Regions from separate parts of the Homo sapiens genome. Here all the other regions are linked to region 2. A link is a loop called in an ENCODE intact Hi-C map of the cell type or tissue named here. Cell type or tissue: dorsolateral prefrontal cortex. All regions are shown on one strand.

Region 1 (4,000 bases), 120 kb before region 2:
GAAAGGCTCCTGGGAACCCCAAATCCATGGGCTCTGCTGTACCCCAGGGTGGGTGTGGGGCAGGGGGGGTGCTTCCAAGGAAGGTGGGGGCTTTGTTTGAGGCTCCACCGCAGCTTGACTTATCTGTTCCCACCCAACCCTCCCCGCCCCCTAGGCATAAAAAACATTGACACAAAGGTACAGAAAATCTTGGAGGTGCTGCAGAAAATGCCACGTAAGTTGGCGCCCCGACAGGAGGTGGAGGAGGGTGGGTGGGGCTTCAGATTTAGCCCCAGCTCCTCTCCCAGGGGCGGGATCTGCCTCACTGTGGGTCTCTCCCCATCCCCAGAGTCCTCACCTCAATAAATGAGAGGACATTGTGGCAGCCAAAGCCACAACTTGGAAGATGGGGCTGCACCTGCCAACGAAGACGGGAAATGACCCCCCCCCCCCAGCCTAGTGTGAACCTGCCCCTCGTCCCACGTATAGAAAAACCTCGAGTCATGGTGAATGAGTGTCTCGGAGTTGCTCGTGTGTGTGTACACCTGCGTGCGTGTGTGTGCGTGTGTGCGCGTGTGTTCGTGTATGTGCGTGTGTGCGTGCGCGTGTGTGTGCATTTTGCAAAGGGTGGACATTTCAGTGTATCTCCCAGAAAGGTGATGAATGAATAGGACTGAGAGTCACAGTGAATGTGGCATGCATGCCTGTGTCATGTGACATATGTGAGTCTCGGCATGTCACGGTGGGTGGCTGTGTCTGAGCACCTCCAGCAGATGTCACTCTGAGTGTGGGTGTTGGTGACATGCATTGCACGGGCCTGTCTCCCTGTTTGTGTAAACATACTAGAGTATACTGCGGCGTGTTTTCTGTCTACCCATGTCATGGTGGGGGAGATTTATCTCCGTACATGTGGGTGTCGCCATGTGTGCCCTGTCACTATCTGTGGCTGGGTGAACGGCTGTGTCATTATGAGTGTGCCGAGTTATGCCACCCTGTGTGCTCAGGGCACATGCACACAGACATTTATCTCTGCACTCACATTTTGTGACTTATGAAGATAAATAAAGTCAAGGGAAAACAGCGTCGCTATGGGACCTGTTACTGGGGCAAGGGGAGGGGTTTTGGGACCTGGGGAGAGGGAGAGTCTGCACGTGACAATGACCCCGGGGCACCAGGGTGGGCGAGACTGAGTGCCCTGCGTGAGTACCTGTGCATCTGTGAATGAGTAACTCATTCCCTGTGTCTTCCCTGTGTCCCAGAGTGGGTGCCCCTGAGCATACAACATCTCCCTGAGTGTACCTGGGACCACGGATATATACAAGCCCTAAGCGTGTACCCACGTGTGTAATTGTGCCCGTGAGTGTATCTATGCCATTGAGCATGTATCCATGAGTGTACATGACCCTAAGGTACTATGTCCACCGCTCATGCATGCACTTGATTTGTTGTTGTTGTTGTTTGTTTTTGTTTTTTTGAGACAGGGTCTCGCTCTATCACCCAGGCTGGAGGGCAGTGGTACGATCATGACTCATTGCAGCCTCGACCTCCTGGGCTCAGGCGATCCTCTTGCCTCCGCCTCCCGAGTAGATGGGATTACAGGTTCACACCACCACACCTGGCTAATTTTTTTTAAAGAAGTGGGAGTCTAGCTATGTTGTCCAGGCTGGTCTCAAACTCCTGGCCTCAAGTGATTCTCCCACCTCCGCCTCCGAAAATGCTGGGGTTACAGGCGGGAGCCACCGCGGGCCACATGGATGCACTTGAGACAATTGAACCCATCCCCAAGGACATAGGAGTGCCTGGAAAAGCCAACAGGTGTGTCCATGTGCAAGGGTATACATTGGCCCATTGTCATACGTGCGCCCTGAGCAGGTGACTAGGCCTGCAAGCGTCCCCTCCAGCGTGGGCCACCCAGAGCCAGCGAGACCCTGGCCACGCGCGGAGCAGCCATCACGGCCGTGGGCCACGTCCCTGGGTCCGGCTCCGCGGACTCGCGCGCCCCCCTGCGGCCGCTCTCAGGCACCGCTGCGCGCGCCCCGCCCACACGCCTGGCCCGTCGAGCGCCTGCGCACGCAGCGCCTTTTACGGCGCCGTAAAGCAGCTCGGCCGAGCAGACTGCTGCGGTTCCTGGTGAGACCCTACCCACCCCCCTGCCCGCGCCGGGCCTCGTCCGCTCCCCGGCCCCTTCCCCGCGGGCGTGTGGGTCCCGGGCTGGGGTCTCGGCGTCCGCGATCCCGAGCCCGCTCGCTTCGGCCCCCCTCAGGAGGCTGCGAGGAGGGTGGGTTTCTCCCCAGTGTAGAGGTACGGGGCGAGGGTCGCGGGGCCCTGACCCTACGGCAGTTCAGCTCACTTCAGCCCCCATCGCAGCCCGGTGGTGGGGTCTTAACGATCCCTCTCCCATCTCGCGCGCCCAGGGCCCTCGCCACGGACGGATCTGCATGCTGGGGCGGGGGCGGCCCGGAGCCCCTGGGACACCCCTCCCCGCTGGTTCTCCCACCTCCCACGCAGACCTCGTTGGGGTCGGCTTAGCATCCACACACCTCCCCATGCATGGTGGGGGCGGGTTCTCAGCTGCCCCTCCGATCCCGTCTCGGCGCCCGCTCCCCACCCCATTTCTCTTCAGGAGCCCCCTACCCCATCTCCCTCTCCCCGCACCGACAGCTGATGGGAGGACCACAGTTGCTCAGCATCCAGCTTCCTTTCTGGAGAGCACGGGGGTGGGAGGCTCCCAACACCTCTGGGCCCCTCCTCCCAGCCTTCAGAACCCAGGCCCATCCGCGTCTCAAAGGACGAAGGGTTCCTGCGTGACACATCGGAGCTGCCTGCCTGAGGGCTTGGGGTTGGGGGTTACCCGCCCCTCCTGCCTGGCCCCACGGATCCCCCCTGTTAAAGCCCCCAACCCTCCTGGCTTTTGGTCTTGACACGCTCCTACCCCACTCCCACCCTCCACCCCCTTTACTCTGGCTTTCCGCAGGGGGCCGGCAGGAAAGTTCCCGAGGGTCGTCTGTGCTGGAGCGCAGGGCGGGGCAGGAGCGACTGCCCATATCCCCTCGTGGTGCCTCATCTTTGTCACCTCCCTGCCCTAGATCTGACGCCCCTCCCCCCATACACTAGTTTTCTAGTTACTCCTGTAGGTGGCGGAGCGGGCAGGAAGGCGCTTTCGCAATTGAACCGTCTGCATGCCCGAGGGTTGGGTGGTTTCGGCCTCCTCTTCTGTTCCCCCTCGTGTCTCTCCTCCCACCTTGTCCCCACTCCCGCTAGCCCGCTGCCTGCCGAGGGTATAAGACTCCCCCCTCCCTTGATTTATCTGGTTACGTGTAATCGAGGCGTGTTTTACGCGCATCTCTTTGCAAGTGGGAAGTCGGCACTGGAGCACACAACAGTGGCATGGGTCGAGGGTGTCCCAGGGCCCCTCGCGGTTCTCCCTCCTTTCCTCCCGGCCTGCTCCCCTTCCCATTGCCCCTGACACCTGCACTTCCTGGTCTCCCCGCAGGGTGGCGGCGGCATGGAGGCGCGCTTCACGCGCGGGAAGTCGGCGCTGCTGGAGCGCGCGCTGGCGCGGCCGCGCACCGAGGTGAGCCTGAGCGCCTTCGCACTGCTGTTCTCCGAGCTGGTACAGCACTGCCAGAGCCGCGTCTTCTCCGTGGCCGAGCTGCAGTCGCGCCTGGCCGCGCTGGGCCGCCAGGTGGGCGCGCGCGTGCTGGATGCGCTGGTGGCGCGCGAAAAGGGTGCCCGGCGTGAGACCAAGGTGCTAGGCGCGTTGCTCTTCGTCAAGGGCGCCGTGTGGAAGGCGCTCTTCGGCAAGGAGGCGGACAAGCTGGAGCAGGCCAACGATGACGCGCGCACCTTCTACATCATCGAGCGCGAGCCGCTCATCAACACCTACATCTCCGTGCCCAAGGAGAACAGCACGCTCAACTGCGCCAGCTTCACGGCGGGCATCGTGGAGGCGGTGCTCACACACAGCGGCTTCCCTGCCAAGGTCACGGCGCACTGGCACAAGGGCACCACGCTCATGATC
Region 2 (4,000 bases):
TGATGTCATAACCTGAAGGTCTGCTTGATCTTGCCACAAGCCAATGGGCCAGGCAGAGATCTGTGGGCTCAAACGTGTGTAATAAAAATAGGATGTGTACCTTGGTCCGGCAATTGCTGAAGTTGAAGAAAAAGAGGCACACAGAGTGGGCTCCAGAGCGAACTTAAGGCTGTAAAAGTAATTTAATAAATAAACAGAACAGCCTCAGCTCTCCGAATGCTAGTAAATTTAGATCCAGTGATTGGATTACGTGGTCTCCACCAGACTGCCGCTTTTCCATCTTTACCAGACCCATTAGTAAAACCAGTCACAGCTCCCGCCGGGCGCGGTGGCTCATGCAGGTAATCCCAGCACTTTGGGAGGCCGAGGCGGGCGGATAACGAGGTCAGGAGATTGAGAACACGGTGAAACCCCGTCTCTACTAAAAATACAAAAAAATTAGCAGGGCGTGGTGGCAGGCGCCTGTAGTCCCAGCTACTGGGGAGGCTGAGGCAGGAGAATGGCGTGAACCGGGAAGGCGGAGCTTGCAGTGAGCCGAGATAGCGCCACTGCACTCCAGTCTGGGCGACACAGCGAGACTCCGTTTCAAAAAACAAAAACAAAACAAAAAAACCAGTCACAGCTCCTTCCAAAGGGGCATCACGAGTAATTTTCGGAGGAACCCATGTAGTTAATTTTAAGAACTGGAAAGTTTTATTTTTAGGATAATGATTATCAATACATCCAACAAATTCTGCTAAATAAACTTGCCATGTAACTGAATTAATAAATGCCTGTTTAACCTGATTTTTATTTATAGGAACTATAATCTTATTAGGTTCAGTGCCACAAAGTTTAACAACTCGCATACGAGCCTGTCCAATTAAAATTGCCATCTGATCTAAATATACTGTAAGTGTTTTTATGGTATTACGTGGCAAAAAGGACTATTCAACTAAATCATTATTTTGAACAATAATCCCCGTTGGGGAGTGTGAAGTAGGGAAAACAATGAATTGTAAAGGCAAGTCTGGGTCAATCCTACTGACCTGGGCTTGCGGAATTTTTTCTTCAATTACTCTTAACTCTTTCATGGCCTCGGGTGTTAGTTCTCTTTTACTGTGTAAACTGGAGTCTCCCCTCAGTATTGAGAAGAGATTAGACATAGCATAAGTAGGAATTCCTAAGGTGGGCCGAATCCAATTAATATCGCCTAACAATTTTTGAAAATCATTTAAGGTTTATTTGGTTTTTGTTTTTGTTTTTGAGACGGAATCTTGCTCTGTCCCCCAGGCTGGAGGGCAGTGGCTTGATCTCGGCTCACTGCAAGCTCCGCCTCCCGGGTTCACGCCATTCTCCCGCCTCAGCCTCCCGAGTAGCTGGGACTACAGGCGCGCAGCCACCACGCCCGGCTAATTTTTTGTATTTTTAGTAGAGGCGGGGTTTCACTGTGTTAGCCAGGATGGTCTCGATCTCCTGACCTTGTGATCCGCCCGCCTCAGCCTCCCAAAGTGCTGGGATTACAGGCGTGAGCCACTGCCCCCCCGCCCATTTAAGGTTTTTAAAGAAGCTTTTCTAATTTGAACCTTTTGAGGCTTAATGCTCTATCCTGTACTTGCATTCCCAAATACTGAAAAGGAGTGGTTGTTTGAATTTTGTCAGATGCTTTAAGCAATCCAGCGTTTGTAATTGCCTTTTGCAAAGATGAATAACATTGAATAAGTTGGCCTCTATTTTTTGCTGCACACATCTGGAAATTGATCTCTAACAGGCTGGATAGTTCTGCCTACAAAAGTCTGACAAATTGTGAGACTGTTTAACATACCCCGAGGTAAAACCTTCCAATGATATCTGGCTGCAGGTTCTTTATTATTAACTGCAGGGATGGTAAAGCCAAATTTTTCGAAATCTGCCTCTGCTAAAGGAATTGTAAAAAAAAAAAAAAAAAAAAAAAAAAAAAAAAAGCAATCTTTTAAATCTATAATAACAAGCGGCCAGTCTTTAGGGATTATAATGGGGGATGGGAGCCCTGGTTGTAAAGCTCCCATCGGTTGAATTACAGCGTTGACCGCTAGTAAATCGGTCGGCATGCGCCATCTGCCGGACTTTTTCTTAATTACAAATACTGGGGAATTCCAAGGAGAAAAAGTGGGTGTGAAACATGTCCTTTTTCTAGTAATTCTTTAACTATTTCATAAAGCGCCCCCAATTTTTCCTTAGGGATCGGCCACTGTTCGACCCAGACAGGGCGCTGGGTCATCCATTTTTAAGGGAAATTGCTCCTTCCCCGTAATGAACGGCAGGGCGAGCCTGAATTTTAATTAACTGGTGGCTGAGCCTGAATCATCCCTTTACCGTAATTAACGGCAGGTTTTGCAACAATGGGCGCGGCGAACCGCGTCTCAGGCTTCCATGCCCGCAATTCACAAGGCTTAGGCGCGGGTGGCCATTCCGGAGCTTCCCCTGAGGGTGCGGTAGGTTGGACGGTCTCTTTCATATGTGTTTGGTTAGCATATATAACCTCCTGATTCTCCGCCTTTTTTAAACTGGAGCTAGATGGTGCACTCTCCTGACCGTCAAACTCGTCTCCTTCATTTCCAAATGCTGGTTCCTCCTCAGTCTGCAAAGGCTCACGTGCTGTTTTCACTGCCGCCCACACAGACCAAGCGGAGAAAGGAATTTCTTGACCCTCTTTTTGTGCCTGTTTGAAGTCAGCCCTTATTTTTTCCCAGTCTTTCAAATCCATGGAGCTGTGTTCCGGGAACCAAGGAGAATATTGTTCTATTAGCTGAAACAGGGACAGAAGATTTTGGGTGCTCACGTTTAACCACAGTGGCACAATAACTGCCGCACCAAACTCAAATAATTATTATGTCTACTCTCAGCCTGACCCACAATTTCCTGTTGTTACCCTGGAATTCTCCGAGCGCCCCGCTTACCTGCAGAGCTTAAAAGTCTTTTCGTTGGCCGGCGCGGTGGCTCACGCCTGTAATCCCAGCACTTTGGGAGGCCGAGGCGGGCGGATCACGAGGTCAGGAGATCAAGACCATCATAGCTAACATGGTGAAACCCCGTCTCTACTAAAAATACAAAAAGTTAGCCGGGCGTGGAGGCGGGCGCCTGTAGTCCCAGCTACTTGGGAGCTGAGGCAGGAGAAGGGCGTGAACCCGGGAGGCGGAGCTTGCAGTGAGCCGACATCGAGCCACTGCACTCCAGCCTGGGTGACAGAGCGAGACTCCGTCTCAAAAATAAATAAATAAATAAATAAGTAAAAATTAAAAAAAAACTTTTCGTCCTTGGGAGTTCTCCATCTGTCGGTCCTTCATTTTCGACGCTCCTGCATTCCTTCACCCGGTTGTTTTGGAGATACCACGTTGGGCGCCAGATGGTGGGGTCCAGCCTCAACACTACCCGTGGGTACCTGAAGTCCGGTGGCGACAAAGGAATGAGAAAAGACAAGTTAAGATTTTAAAGCAGGCCCAGGGGGCCAGTTGCTAGAGTGAAGGCTGCAAAACGCCCAGAGTTCTGGTTGCCTGACGATTTATTGAGCACAATCTTTTGATCTAAGAAGCAGCTGGGATGAAACGGTGAAGGAGCGGGAGCGTACGTCATTGGAAAGATGTAGAGCAGTGGCGGTTATATGAATTTCCTTTAAGCTAAAAGCATATGTCTAACTGCTAAGACAGTCTTTAACTTATCGGGCTGCAGCTGGTGGGGGCCGGTTTTACAAGGAGCTAGGATGTCTGGTCACGTTCCAACACTTCAAGGGAGTGTGTCAGCCCAGAGCATTCTGTGTAAAGCCGCAGAGCAGGTCATGCCCTCTGGCCTGGGAACTTAATGGCTTGCGGAGATGATTCTCCTAAGGGCCCCCTACAGTTTTCCATAGGTGTCCTACACAGGGGTGACTGACTAAACTGGCACCCCATAAACCTTTCCACCAGCACTTTTGTTTCAGGCTGCTGGCTCTGGTGAGCTCTTCTTTTTTGTTTTGTTTTATTTATTTATTTATTTATTTATTTAC
Region 3 (4,000 bases), 220 kb before region 2:
GGTGGCAGGTGCCTGTAATTCCAGCTACTCAGGAATGCTGAGGCAGGAGAATCACTTGAACTCTGGAGGCAGCGGTTGCAGTGAGCTGAGATCATGCCACTGCACTCCAGCCTGGGGCAACAGAGTGAGACTTAGTCCTAAAAAAAAAAAAAAAAAAAAAAAAAAAAAGCCAGGCATGGTGACTCACACCTATAATCCTAGCCCTTTGGGAGGCTGAGGTGGGTGGATCACCTGAGGTTGGGAGTTCGGGACCAGCCTGGCCAACATGGAGAAACCCTGTCTGTACTAAAAATACAAAAATTAGATGGGCGTGATGGCGCATGCCTGTAATCCCATTTACTCAGGAGGCTGAGGCAGGAGAATCGCTTGAACCCAGGAGGTGGAGGTTGTGATAAGCTGAGATGGCGCCACTGAACTCCAGCCTGGTCAACAAGAGCCAAACTCCATCTCAAAAAAAAAAAAAGATATTGATTTTTAAATTTTTCAATTCCCAATTATTCATTGTTATCGTGTAGAAATACAGTTTAGTTTTATATATAGACCTTGTATTCTACAACTTCACTAAATCACTTACTGGATCTAGTAGGTTTTTTGTACATTCATTCTGATTTTTTGTGTAGATGATGTTTTATTTTTCTTTCTTTTCATATATGTTCGCTATCATCTTTCTCTTCTTTCCAAGTCTGTGTGCTTTTTATTTCATTTCCTACCTTATTGCACTGTCTGGGACTTCCAATACAATACTGAATAGAGGTAGTAAGAACAGACATCCTTGGCCAGGCATGGTGGCTCACGCCTGTAATCTCAGCACTTTGGGAGGCCAAGGTGGGCGGATCACCTGAGGTCAGGAGTTCGAGACCGGCCTGGCCAACAATGCGGAACCCCGTCTCTACTAAAAATACAAAAATTAGCTGGGTGTGGTGGCATGTGCCTGTAATCCCAGCTACTTGGCAGCCTGAGTTGGGAGAATCGTTTGAACCTGGAAGGCAGAGGTTGCAGTGAGATGAGATCGTGCCACTGCACTCCAGCCTGAGGGACAAAGCAACAACACCCTGTCTCAAAAAACAAAACAAAAACCAGGCTGGGCGCGGTGGCTCTCGCCTGTAATCCCAGCACTTTGGGAGGCCGAGGTGGGCAGATCACGAGGTCAGGAGATCGAGATCATCCTGGCCAACATGGTGAAACCCCGTCTCAACTAAAATACAAAAAAAAAAAAAAGAAGCCAGGCAAGGTGGCACGCGCCTGTAATCCCAGCTACTCAGGAGGCTCAGGCAGGGGAATTGCTTGAACCTGGGAGGCAGAGGTTGCAGTGAGCTGAGATCGCGCCACTGCACTCCAGCATGGCGACAGAGAGACTGTCTCAAAAAAAAAACAAAACAAAACAAAACTGGACATCCTTACCTTGTTTCCAATCTTAGGATAAAACATTGAGTCTTACTATTAAGTATGATATTAGCCATGTTTCATGTATTTCTTTGTTTAATCTCTTAATTTGGCAATTCCATTGATTGATTTTATTTTATTTTATTTATTTTTTTGAGACAAGGTCTCCCTCTTATCCCCCAGGCTGGAGTGCACTGGCGCGATCTCAGCTCACTGCAACCTCCGCCTCCCGGGTTCAAGCGATTCTCCTGCCTTGGTCCCCCGAGTAGCTGGGATTGCAGGTGCCTGCCACCACACGCAGCTAATTTTTTTATTTTTAGTTGAGACGGGGTTTCACCATGTTGGCCAGGCTGGTCTCGAACTCCTGACCTCAGGTGATCCACCTGCCTCAGCCTCCTAAAGTGCTGGGATTACAGGCATGAGCCATCACACCCGGCCACTTTTTTTTTTTTTTTTTAAACAGAGTCTCTCTCTGAGCCACCTTGCCCAGTCCCATTGATTGATTTTCAAATGCCGAACCCACCTTGTATCCCTCGGACAAATTCCACTTGATCAGGACATGTTTTCCTCTTTATATACTCCTGGACTCAATTTGCTAATATTTTGTGATGGATTGTTTGTATCGATGTTCCTGAAGAATATTGGTCTGTACTTTTCTTTCCGGGCATGGTGGCAGGTGCCTGCAATCCCAGCTACTCAGGAGGCTGAGGCAGGAGAATCGCTTGAACCAGGGAGGTGGAGGTTTGCAGTGAGCCAAGGTTGTGCCATTGCACTCCAGCCTGGGTGACAAGAGCAAGACTCCATCTCAAAATAAAATAAAGGCGTAGTGGTTTTGCATTTTGAGGAACTTGTCTATGTCAGGTAAATTGTCAAATTTATTGCCACAGAGTTGTTCATAAAATTTCCTCATTATCCTTTTAATGTCCATAGGGACTGTAGTGATATCCCCTCTTTTACCTCAGTGTGCAAATGCTTTTCAAGCCTCTGCTTCTCTCACATTTTCTATTGTCCCATTGGCCAAAATAAGTCATATGGCCAAACCCTGAGTCAGCATGGGAGGGGACTCCCCAAGGGCGTGGATACGAGCAGATGTGAACAAACCGGGAATTATTACTTCTACAATCCACCACACGAAGTCCCTCCCTGTGGTAAGTTTCTGCCCCTAAGGGACAGATTTGTTCACATTAGTTGCTTGGTGATTTATTCATATATATTTATTTATATATTTATTAATATGTATTTATTTATATATTTATTAATATATATTTATTTATATATTTATTAATATATATTTAACAAATACATTAATAAATATATGTTAATATATTTATTATAAATAAGTTTATAGAAATATATATATATGGCCAGGCCAGGCGCAGTAACTCACACTTGTAATCCGAGCACGTTGGGAGGCCGAGGTGGGTAGATCAATTGAGGTTAGGAGTTCGAGACCAGCCTGACCAACATGGAGAAAGCCCGTCCCTACTAAAAATACAAAAGTAGTCAGGCGTGGTGTCGCATGCCTGTAATCTCAGGTACTCGGGAGGCTGAGGCACGAGAATAGCCTGAACCCGGGAGGCGGAGGTTGCAGTGAGCCAAGATTGCGCCATTGCACTCCAGCCTGGGCAACAAGAGCGAAACTCCGTCTCAAAAAAAAAAAAAAAAAATTAGCTGGGCATGGCAGTGGGCACCTGTAATCCCAGCTACTTGGGAGGCTCAGCCAGGAGAATTGCTTGAACCTGGGAAGCAGAGGTTGCGGTGAGCCAAGATCGCACCACTGCACTCCAGCCTGGGTGACACAGCGAGACTCTGTCTCAAAATGAAATAAAATAAAATAAGTAATAAAATAATAAACTCTATGACGACTGCAAGTCACTTCACACCTTGAAAATGATGTTTACATCTAGGATATATATATAGACAAGGTCTCACTGTTTTCCAGGCTGGCGTGCAGTGGCGTGATCACGGCTCACTGGAGCCTCAAACTCTTGGGCTCAAAACATCCTCCTGCCTCAGCCTCCTAAGTAGCTACAGAGGTGCTCCACCACACCCTGCTAATTTTTTAAATCTTTTGTAGAGATGTGGGTCTCCCTTTGTTGCCCAGGTTGGTCTCCAATTCCTGGGCTCAAGCGATCCTCCCGCTTTGGCCTCCCAAAGTGCTGGGATTACAGGCATAAGCCACTGCACCCAGCCTTAGGATACATAACTTAGTAGAGAAGTTGAGAAGTGAGGAGAGCATACTGAAAGGTAAGTCAGGGTGATGGGGGCTCAGAAAGTACCAGAAGGGCCAGGAAACAGATTCCACAAACATCAATTGAGTATTTACTGTATGCATGAATCTGCTAAAGGAATAACTGTGTGGTCAACAGAGCTGGAAAATATGGCTTTTCTCAATAATGAGCTCCCTGTTCACAGAAAGAATCAAGGATAGGCTGAATTTTGTGAGCTCCGGGGAAAGGTTTGGACTAGCAGATGTTTAAGGCTCTGTTCTTTTGGAATAGTCTATAATTCCACAACAGGGATAGTGTTTGGGGGAAAGATAGAAGGTGGACAAGAAACAGAAAATGAGGACACTGGCTGGGCGTGGTGGCTCACGCCTGTAATCCCAGCACTTTGG
Region 4 (4,000 bases), 450 kb before region 2:
TCTCACTCTGTCACCCAGGCTGTCGTGCAGTGGCATGATCTGGGCTCACTGCAAGCTCCACCTCCCAGGTTCACGCCATTCTCCTGCCTCAGCCTCCCGAGTAGCTGGGAATACAGGTGCCTGCCACCACGCCCGGCTATTTTTTTGTATTTTCAGTAGAGACGGGGTTTCACAGTGTTAGCCAGGATGGTCTCGATCTCCTGACCTCATGATCCGCCCACCTCGGCCTCCCAAAGTGCTGGAATTACAGGTGTGAGTCGCCGTGCCTGGCCTTTTTTTTTTTTTTTTTTTTTTGACATAGACTCTTGCTCTGTCATCCAAGCTGGAGTGCAGTGGCATGATCTTGGCTCATCACAACCTCTGCCTCCCAGGTTCAAGCGATTCTCCTGCCTCAGCCTCCTGAATAGCTGGGATTACAGGCATCCACCACCATGCCTGGCTAATTTTGTATTTTTAGTACAGACGGGGTTTCACCATGTTGGCCAGGCTGGTCTCGAACTCCTGACCTCCAGTGAGTTGCCCACCTCGGCTTCCCAAAGTGCTGGGATTACAGGTGTGAGCCACCGCGCCTGGCCCCTAGGTTTCCTTTCTTTCCAGGGCCGTGATTCTTCCAACTCTGACTGCCAATGCCTTCCAAGCAAGGGTGGTTTTTCACTCTTCCAATTTTGTCCAGCTTTTCTATTTGTTCTTGGTGGGAGAATAAATCTGCAATAAGCTAGCCTGCCATCATTAGAAATACATATTCCAGCTGGGTGCAGTGGCTCACGCCTGTAATCTCAGCACTTTGGGAGGCTGAGGTGGTTGGATCACCTGAGGTCAGGAGTTCGAGACCAGCCTGGCCAATATGGCAAAGCCCTATCTCTACTAAGAATACAAAAAATTAGCCAGGCATGGTAGCGGGCGCCTGTAATCCCAGCTACTTGAGAGGCTGAGGCAGGAGAATCACTTGAACCCGGGAGGCAGAGGTTGCAGTGAGCCGAGATTGCGCCATTGCATTCCAGCCTCAGCAACAAAAGTGAAACTCCATCTCAAAAAAAAAAAAGAAAAAGAAAAGAAAAGAAAAAGAAAAAGAAATAGATATCCCTGTTGTATTTTTTTAAAGTGAGATTTAGCCAGGTGTGGTGGCTCACACCTGTAATCCCAGTACTTTCGGAGGCCGAGGTGGGAGGATCACCTGAGGTTAGGAGTTCAAGACCAGTCTGGCCAACATGGCAAAACCCTGCCTCTACTACAAATACAAAAATTAGCTGGGCATGGTGGTGCACGCCTGTGATCCCAGCTACTAGGGAGGCTGAGGCAGGAGAATCGCTTGAATCTAGGAGGTGGAGGTTGGAGGTTGCAGTGAGCTGAGATCAGCCACTGCACTCCAGTCTGGGTGACAGAGCAAGACTCTGTCTAAAAAAAAAAAAAAGAAAGAAAGAAAAAGAAAAGAAATAGATATCCCTGTTGTATTTTTAAAGTGAGATTTGGCTGGGTGCCATGGCTCACGCCTGTAATCCCAAAACTTTGGAGGCTGAGCCAGGAGGGTCACTTGAAGCTCGGAGTTTGAGACCAGCCTGGGCAACATAGAAGACCCCATCCCTACAAAAAAGAAAAAAGTAAAAAAAATAGCCAAGTGTGATAGCATGCATGTACATTCCCAGCTACTCAGGAGTCTGAGGCAAGAGGATTGCTTGAGCCAACGGGTTCGAGGCTGCAGTGAGCTATAGATCATACTACTCCAGCCTGGGTAACAGAGTGAGATCCTGTCTCAAAAATAAAAGTTAAAAAATAACAGGCTCATGCCTGTTATCCCAGCACTTTGGGAGGCTGATTTGGGGCTGGGGGTGATTTGGGGCTGGGAAGTAATGTAAACAATTGGGAGACTGAAGGAGGGAGTCACACAGCAAGTACGTGCTGGAGGAGCTGGGATTTGAAGCCAGGATTTGAAGCAGGGATTTTTCAGACACAAGGAGTGAAGACGCTGATAAAGGAGCTTCCACCACGAGGGGGCAGCACCTGCACGGATGAGCACTCGTTGACACACACACACCATACCCCACACTTGGGTACAGAGAGAAAGGTGATGTGGCTCAATGCCTGCAATCCCAGCACTTTGCGAGGCCGCGGCAGGAGGATCGCTTGTGCCTGGGAGTTTTGAGACCAGCCTGGGCAACATAGTGAGACCCCAGCTCTACAAAAAATACAAAACTTAGCCAGTGTGGTGGCACACACCTGTAGTCCTAGCTACTCAGGAGGCTGAGGCCGGAGGATCCCTTGAGACCGGGAGTTGGAGGCTGCAGTGAGCTGTGGTCACGCCATTGCACTCCAGCCTGGGTGACAGAGCAAGACCCATCTCAAAACTAACAAACAACAAACAAAAAACAGAAACAGATGAAGACACAAATATGTAGAAACACAGAAACCCAGGCGGACACCAAAACCACCTCATAGATACTAGAAACAGATCTCCCCAAGACACAGATGAGTCATGTAGTTAAATCTGACCTCACGGATACCAATGGGCTTCACACACACACACACACACACACACACACACACACACACACACACAGACAATCACAGAGACACTTTTAAAACTATCTAGATAATCAAATACACCCCCACATTGACAAGCTGATATTCAGAACTCACCCTGAAACACAGAATCACAAACCCAAAAGCACGTGCTCTCTACACAACATGGAAATGCATCATCAAACCCACCAAGACGATGGCACGCACACACACACAAACACTCAGACATCCATGCACACCCAGGCTCCCCGAGGGACCCAGTTTGTACTTGTATTTCCCTAAGATTGTCTTGTCCAGCCAGGGTAAGAGGCCTGTAAGACTGGGTTTAAGGGACAGAGGGTGCTAAAGGGCTTGGCTTCTCCTCAAACCAGGGGTCCCTGGGCCCCTGAGCTGGAAACCCCAGCCCCCCTGCTGAAGCCCCAGGCTTCTATCAGCTGATGTATCTGGCAGACCTTGGAGGCAGTCTCCGCCCCTCTTACTGGCAGCCCCATCCTGGCAGGGATTCCCAGGCCAGCTCACACTCAAGCTCTCACACGCACGCATGGCCCCCATGGCTGACTCGGTGCTCAACCACTCCTGGCCGGCCTTCTCCAAGCTGTGGCTGAAGCGGTGGGCCTTCAAGAGAGGTAAGCAGCTGGCAGTGACCAGCGGGAGCCATCCACCCAGGTGGGGATCCCAGGACAGCCTGCCCGCCATCCCCCTTCGAGCTTTTTCTTGGCTGCAGTACAGACTCTGCTGGCATCGGCCCTGGATTCCATGACCCCTGATTCTCCAGGGCCCCCTGGAATTATCACAGACTTGTGGGGTCCCTCTTGTTTCAGAGGAAATGTCTCCCAAGACTTGGCCAGGAATTTGTCTCGGGCGGTAAATTTGCAGAAAGAAAGTCCGCCCTCTTAACTCAGCCGCTGAACTCCTCAGGGGCAGCCCAGCGATCTCCTGGGGGTCCCAGATGCTGTTGGTTTCTGGCCCAGCTGCAGGACAGGAGGCTCAGGGCAGAAACAAAAACGGGGGGATTAGAGGCTCTGGGGCACACACCTCCCTCCAACACACATACACACACACATCGGCTGGTGCTCTCTCTCTCAACCCCCAGGGTCCCCAGGCCTCAGGTGACCTCTCTGGGGACTGATAACAGCCTTTATTATGTCATCAAAGGCCTGAGTGAACTGTTGTTGCAAAGAGAGACACTTTTTCTTTTTTTTTTTTTTTCTGAGACCGAGTCTCATTCGGTCGCCGAGGCTGGAGTGCAGTGGCGCGATCTCAGCTCATTACTGCAAACTCTGCCTCCAGGGTTCAATTCATTCTCCTGCCTCAGCCTTTCGGGTAGCTGGAATTACAGGTGCCCCCCACCACACCTGGCTAATTTATATATTTTTCGTAGAGACGGGGTTTCACCATGTTGATCAGGCTGGTCTCGAACTCCTGACCGCAGGTGATCCACCTGCCTCGGCCTCCCAAAGTGCTGGGATTATAGGTGTGAGCC
Region 5 (4,000 bases), 150 kb before region 2:
GGGGAAGCATCCTCTTCAGAGGTAGAGCCTCTCTTACCGCCTGTGCTCAAGCGATCCTCCCACCTCAGCCTCCTGAGTAGCTGGGACCATGAGTGCACATCACCAAGCCCAGTTAATCTTTTAATTTTTTGTAGAGACTGGGTCTGGCTATGTTGCCCAGGCTGGTCTCCTGGGCTCAAGCGATCTGCCCACCTCGGCCTCCCAAAGTACTGGGATGACAGGCGTGAGCCACCGTGCCCGGCCTCTCTCCTGATTTTGAGGTCACAGATCCTTTTGAGAATTCAGGGAAATCTAAGGACACTCATCCCAGAAAAACTGCACACACAATTTGCAGGTGGGGGCTAAGGAAAATGCAGCCCCCTCTGATTCAGCAGTTCCACAATTAGGATTTATCGGAATCTCCCACCAGGGCAGGGAGATGGATGAGGAGAGTTGTGAAGGGGATGAGGTGTGGGGAAGAAAGTGGGTCGGCTGTGGACCCCTGGGGTCCGCCTGCCCTGGATATGCCTTTGCAGGGCCTCAGCAGGGACGCGTTTTAACTTACGGGAGGTGCAGGGAGTGGGAGGGAGGTGGTTTTAATGTTTAAAACTTAAGCTCAAGGTCGGGCACAGTGGCTCACGCCTGCAATCCCAGCACTTTGGGAGGGCGAGGTGGGAGGATTGCTTGAGGCCAGGAGTTTGAGGCCAGCCTGGGCAACATAGCAAATTCCTAAATATATGTATTTTTGAGACAAGGTCTCACTCTGTTGCCCAGGCTGGAGTGCAGTGGTGCGATCTCGATTCACTGTAACCTCTGCCTCCTGGGTTCAAGCGATTCTCCTGCCTCAGCCTCCCAAAAAGCTGGGATCACAGACGTGCGACACCATGCCCAGCGAATTTTTGTACTTTTAGTAGAGATGGGGTTTTGCCATGTTGGCCAGGCTGGTCTCTAACTCCTGGGCTGAAGACCTCCCACCTCAGCCTCCCAAAATGCAGGAATTAGAGGTGTGAGCCACTGTGCCCAGCCAATCTCTACAATACTCTTTTTATTTTATTTTATATTATATTATATTTATTTATTTATTTATTTTTTGGAGATGGAGTCTCGCTCCGTCGCCCAGGCTGGAGTGCAGTGGCATGATCTCAGCTCACTGCAACCTCCGCCTCCCCGGTTCAACCGATTCTTCTGTCTCAGCCTCCCGAGTAGCTGGGACTACAGGTGCGTGCCACCACGCCCAGCTAATTTTTGTATTTTTAGTAGAGACGGGGTTTCACCATGTTGGCCGGGATGGTCTCGAACTCCTGACGCCGTGATCCACCTGCCTTGGCCTCCCAAAGTGCTGGGATTACAGGAGTGAGCCACCGCGCCCGGCCAATACTCGTTTTAATAAAAATTTTAAAATGTATTCACGCCTAACTGGGTAGTTACTTGATACAATAAATGATCTTTTCTAGATTAAGAAAAAAGAAAAAAAAACATTTAAACTCAATTTCCTGGGAAGCCGCAGTTTTGCGCCGGGAGTGGCTTGTGTAGGCACGCGCTGCGAACGCCAGGGGGCGCTGCGGCGCAATTTCCCGGTTTCTTTGATCTTCCGCGTCTGTAACTGGAGATGAGGTGACCCGAATTAGACACGACGGGGAAGTAGGTCAGGGGTTATTCCGTGGTTCTCAGCGGAGACAAAAGTCTGTTGCTTAAACCGCCTCTGCCTCTGCTCCTTACTTATACCCAGGTGATGCAATGTCTTCACACTAAAGGCAAATATTGAGTCTACAAATATTTATGTGTCCCTGTGGGCGGCGGCAGCTGACAATATCGGGTCCTAACGAGCACGAAGTCAAGCTCCCTCTGCACGCTTTATGCAGATCCTCAAAACCCTCCTGTGAGGATCGCTGGAGCCTAGGAGTTCGAGGCTGCAGTGAGCTATGATTGTGCCTCTGCCCTCCAGCCTGGGTGAGAAAGCGAGAAGTTGTGTTAAAAACAAAAAAAAAGTTGGGGGGCCGGGCGCGGTGGCTCACGTCTGTAATCCCAGCACTTTGGGAGGCCGAGGCGGGCGGATCACGAGGTCAGGAGTTCAAGACCAGTCTAGCCAACATGGTGAAACCCTGTCTCTACTAAAAATACAAAAATTAGCCGGGCGTGGTGGTGGGCGCCTGTAATCCCAGCTACTCGGGAGGCTGAGGCAGGAGAATCGCTTGAAACCGGAAGGCAGAGGTTGCAGTGAGCCATCATGCCACTGCACTCCAGCCTGGGCAACAAGAGCGAAACCCTGTCTCAAAAAAAAAAAAAAAATTATCCTTTGAGATCCCTTCCCCCAAGTCCATTTCCCATCTCATGGTGAACCTGGCTGCTGTTCTTCAAACACACCACACTGTCCCTGCCCCAGAACCTTTGCACCTGCTATTCCCATCATCCGCAATGCTGTGCCTTGCAAGCTATTGTACTCCTTCCTCCTTCCCTTCCCCAGCTGGGAGAGGCCCCTGCTTTACTTCCTTGTGGTATCCCCACTTAGGGTGCTTTCTTTCTGGTTCTCTTCTGGTACCGAGGAATGATCCTCATTCTGGATTTGGCAGGTTGCTTCCTCTCTCCCCATCCCTGCCCCAATGTTTACCCTATAAATGGCTTAGAACCACATGCTCTATTGGAATAAGGGTCAGTTGCAGCCAGAATAATATCATGCTGGTAGGGCCGGGTACTTCCTGGTACATCACATCAGGGGGTCCATAACGTCATGTCACTACGATTGATGGGTGGGTTTGGGGAATGTCCCTGGTCCCCAGTAACTCTCCACATAAAGATGTTAACAGGAGCTGGGCCCAGTGGCTCACGCCTGTAGTTCCCAGCACTTTGGGAGGCCAAGGCAGGAGGATCACTTAGGCCCAGGAGTTTGAGACCAGCCTGGGCAACATAGCAAAACCCTGTCTCTACTAAAAATAAAATAAAGACCGGGCACGGTGGCTCATACCTGTAATCCCAGCACTTTGGGAGGCTGAGATGGGCGGATCACTTGAGGTCAGGAGTTCAAGACCAGCCTGGCCAACATGATGAAACCCCGTCTCTACCAAAAAACCAAAAATTAACCAGGCGTGGTGGTGCACACCTGTTATCCCAGCTACTCAGGAAGCTGAGGTAGGAGAATAACTTGAATCCAGGAGGCGGAGGTTGCAGTGAGCTGAGATCATGCCATTGCACTCCAGCCTGGGTGACAGAGTAAGACTCTGTCTCAAAAAATAAATAAATAAAATACAACAAAATAAAATAATTAGCCAGATGTGGCAGCAATTGCTTGTAGTCCCAGCTACATGGGAGGCTGAGGTGGGAAGATCACTTGAGTCCAAGAGGTTGAGGCTGCACTGAGTTATGATCTCGGCACTGCACTCCAGTTTGGGCGATAGAGTGAGACCCTGTCTCATAAAAAATAAAAATAAAAAAGGAAAGAAAAGAAAAAAAGTCATTAGCAGCCATCAATTTTGTTGTTGTTATTGTTTGTTTGTTTGTTTTTGAGATAGAGTTTCGCTCTTGTTGCCCAGGCTGGAGTGCAGTGATGCAATCTTGGCTCACTGCAATCTCCACCTCCAGGGTTCAATCAATTCTCCTGCCTCAGCCTCCCAAGAAGCTGGGACTACAAGCATGAGCCACCATGCCAGGCTAATTTTTGTATTTTTAGTAGAGACGGGGTCTCACCATGGTGGCCAAGCTGGTCTTGAACTCCTGACCTCAAATGATTCACCTGCCTCATCCTCCTAAAGTGCTGGGATTACAGGCATCAGCCACCGTGCCTGGCCCGCCATCCATTTTTGATTCATTACTCTCTTGAGGATTATGTCCAACTTTATCATTCCTGCTACTGGAATTAGCTGTGGTTCTTCTGAAAAAGGCTTTCTGCTTCCCTCCGGAACTAGCTGGTTTGTACAGAAAGTGACAACGTGATACATTGACTTATGTATTATTTGTGGAATGCCTTGAGGCAAGCGGTTACATGAGCTCAGCAGAAGAGCCTGGAATGGGCACAGCCCTGAGGGTC

What was found. A loop is a pair of places that touch in the nucleus more often than their neighbours do. Peaks named below come from ENCODE experiments on the same cell type or tissue, not always from the same donor. Only the 100,000 strongest peaks of a DNase experiment are listed, where the experiment ranks them.
Region 1: a loop joins it to region 2, with 5 times the contacts of the local background. A loop is called at or near these places in 58 of 110 quality-filtered maps.
Region 3: a loop joins it to region 2, with 2.4 times the contacts of the local background. A loop is called at or near these places in 79 of 110 quality-filtered maps.
Region 4: it touches region 2 in a loop (5-fold over the local background); 51 of 110 quality-filtered maps call a loop at or near these places.
Region 5: it touches region 2 in a loop (16-fold over the local background); 58 of 110 quality-filtered maps call a loop at or near these places.

The regions. Positions count from the first base shown.
Region 1 is chr19:7,678,770-7,682,769 of GRCh38, forward strand. It overlaps MCEMP1 (mast cell expressed membrane protein 1), which reads left to right. Exons shown (of 7, transcript NM_174918.3): 6 at 155-214; 7 at 329-1,060. The coding sequence ends at 345. It overlaps TRAPPC5 (trafficking protein particle complex subunit 5), which reads left to right and starts at 2,064. Exons shown (of 2, transcript NM_001042462.2): 1 at 2,064-2,109; 2 at 3,473-4,000. The coding sequence starts at 3,485. RefSeq lists silencers at 1,769-2,328, 3,294-3,588. In dorsolateral prefrontal cortex, CTCF peaks have their summits at 1,992 (motif pointing left), 2,201, 3,150 (motif pointing right) and 3,426 (motif pointing right); DNase peaks (open chromatin) are centred at 746, 2,042, 3,132, 3,882 and 3 weaker places; H3K4me3 peaks cover 2,017 bases; H3K27ac peaks cover 2,295 bases.
Region 2 is chr19:7,797,682-7,801,681 of GRCh38, forward strand. The region is part of intron 1 of LOC124904628 (a long non-coding RNA gene); the gene reads left to right. Among named protein-coding and RNA genes, the nearest start is that of EVI5L, 31 kb to the right of the region's middle. In dorsolateral prefrontal cortex, CTCF peaks have their summits at 2,041 (motif pointing left) and 2,257; DNase peaks (open chromatin) are centred at 2,060 and 2,383; H3K4me3 peaks cover 1,247 bases; H3K27ac peaks cover 456 bases.
Region 3 is chr19:7,573,200-7,577,199 of GRCh38, forward strand. No RefSeq gene overlaps it. Among named protein-coding and RNA genes, the nearest start is that of CAMSAP3, 21 kb to the right of the region's middle. In dorsolateral prefrontal cortex, no CTCF peak of the experiment used is centred here; no DNase peak of the experiment used is centred here.
Region 4 is chr19:7,352,561-7,356,560 of GRCh38, forward strand. The region is part of intron 1 of ARHGEF18 (Rho/Rac guanine nucleotide exchange factor 18); the gene reads left to right. Among named protein-coding and RNA genes, the nearest start is that of ARHGEF18, 5.6 kb to the left of the region's middle. RefSeq lists a silencer at 1,903-2,022. In dorsolateral prefrontal cortex, a CTCF peak has its summit at 1,993 (motif pointing right); a DNase peak (open chromatin) is centred at 1,991.
Region 5 is chr19:7,650,664-7,654,663 of GRCh38, forward strand. No RefSeq gene overlaps it. Among named protein-coding and RNA genes, the nearest start is that of STXBP2, 16 kb to the left of the region's middle. In dorsolateral prefrontal cortex, CTCF peaks have their summits at 1,538 (motif pointing right) and 1,746; a DNase peak (open chromatin) is centred at 1,538; H3K4me3 peaks cover 529 bases; H3K27ac peaks cover 313 bases.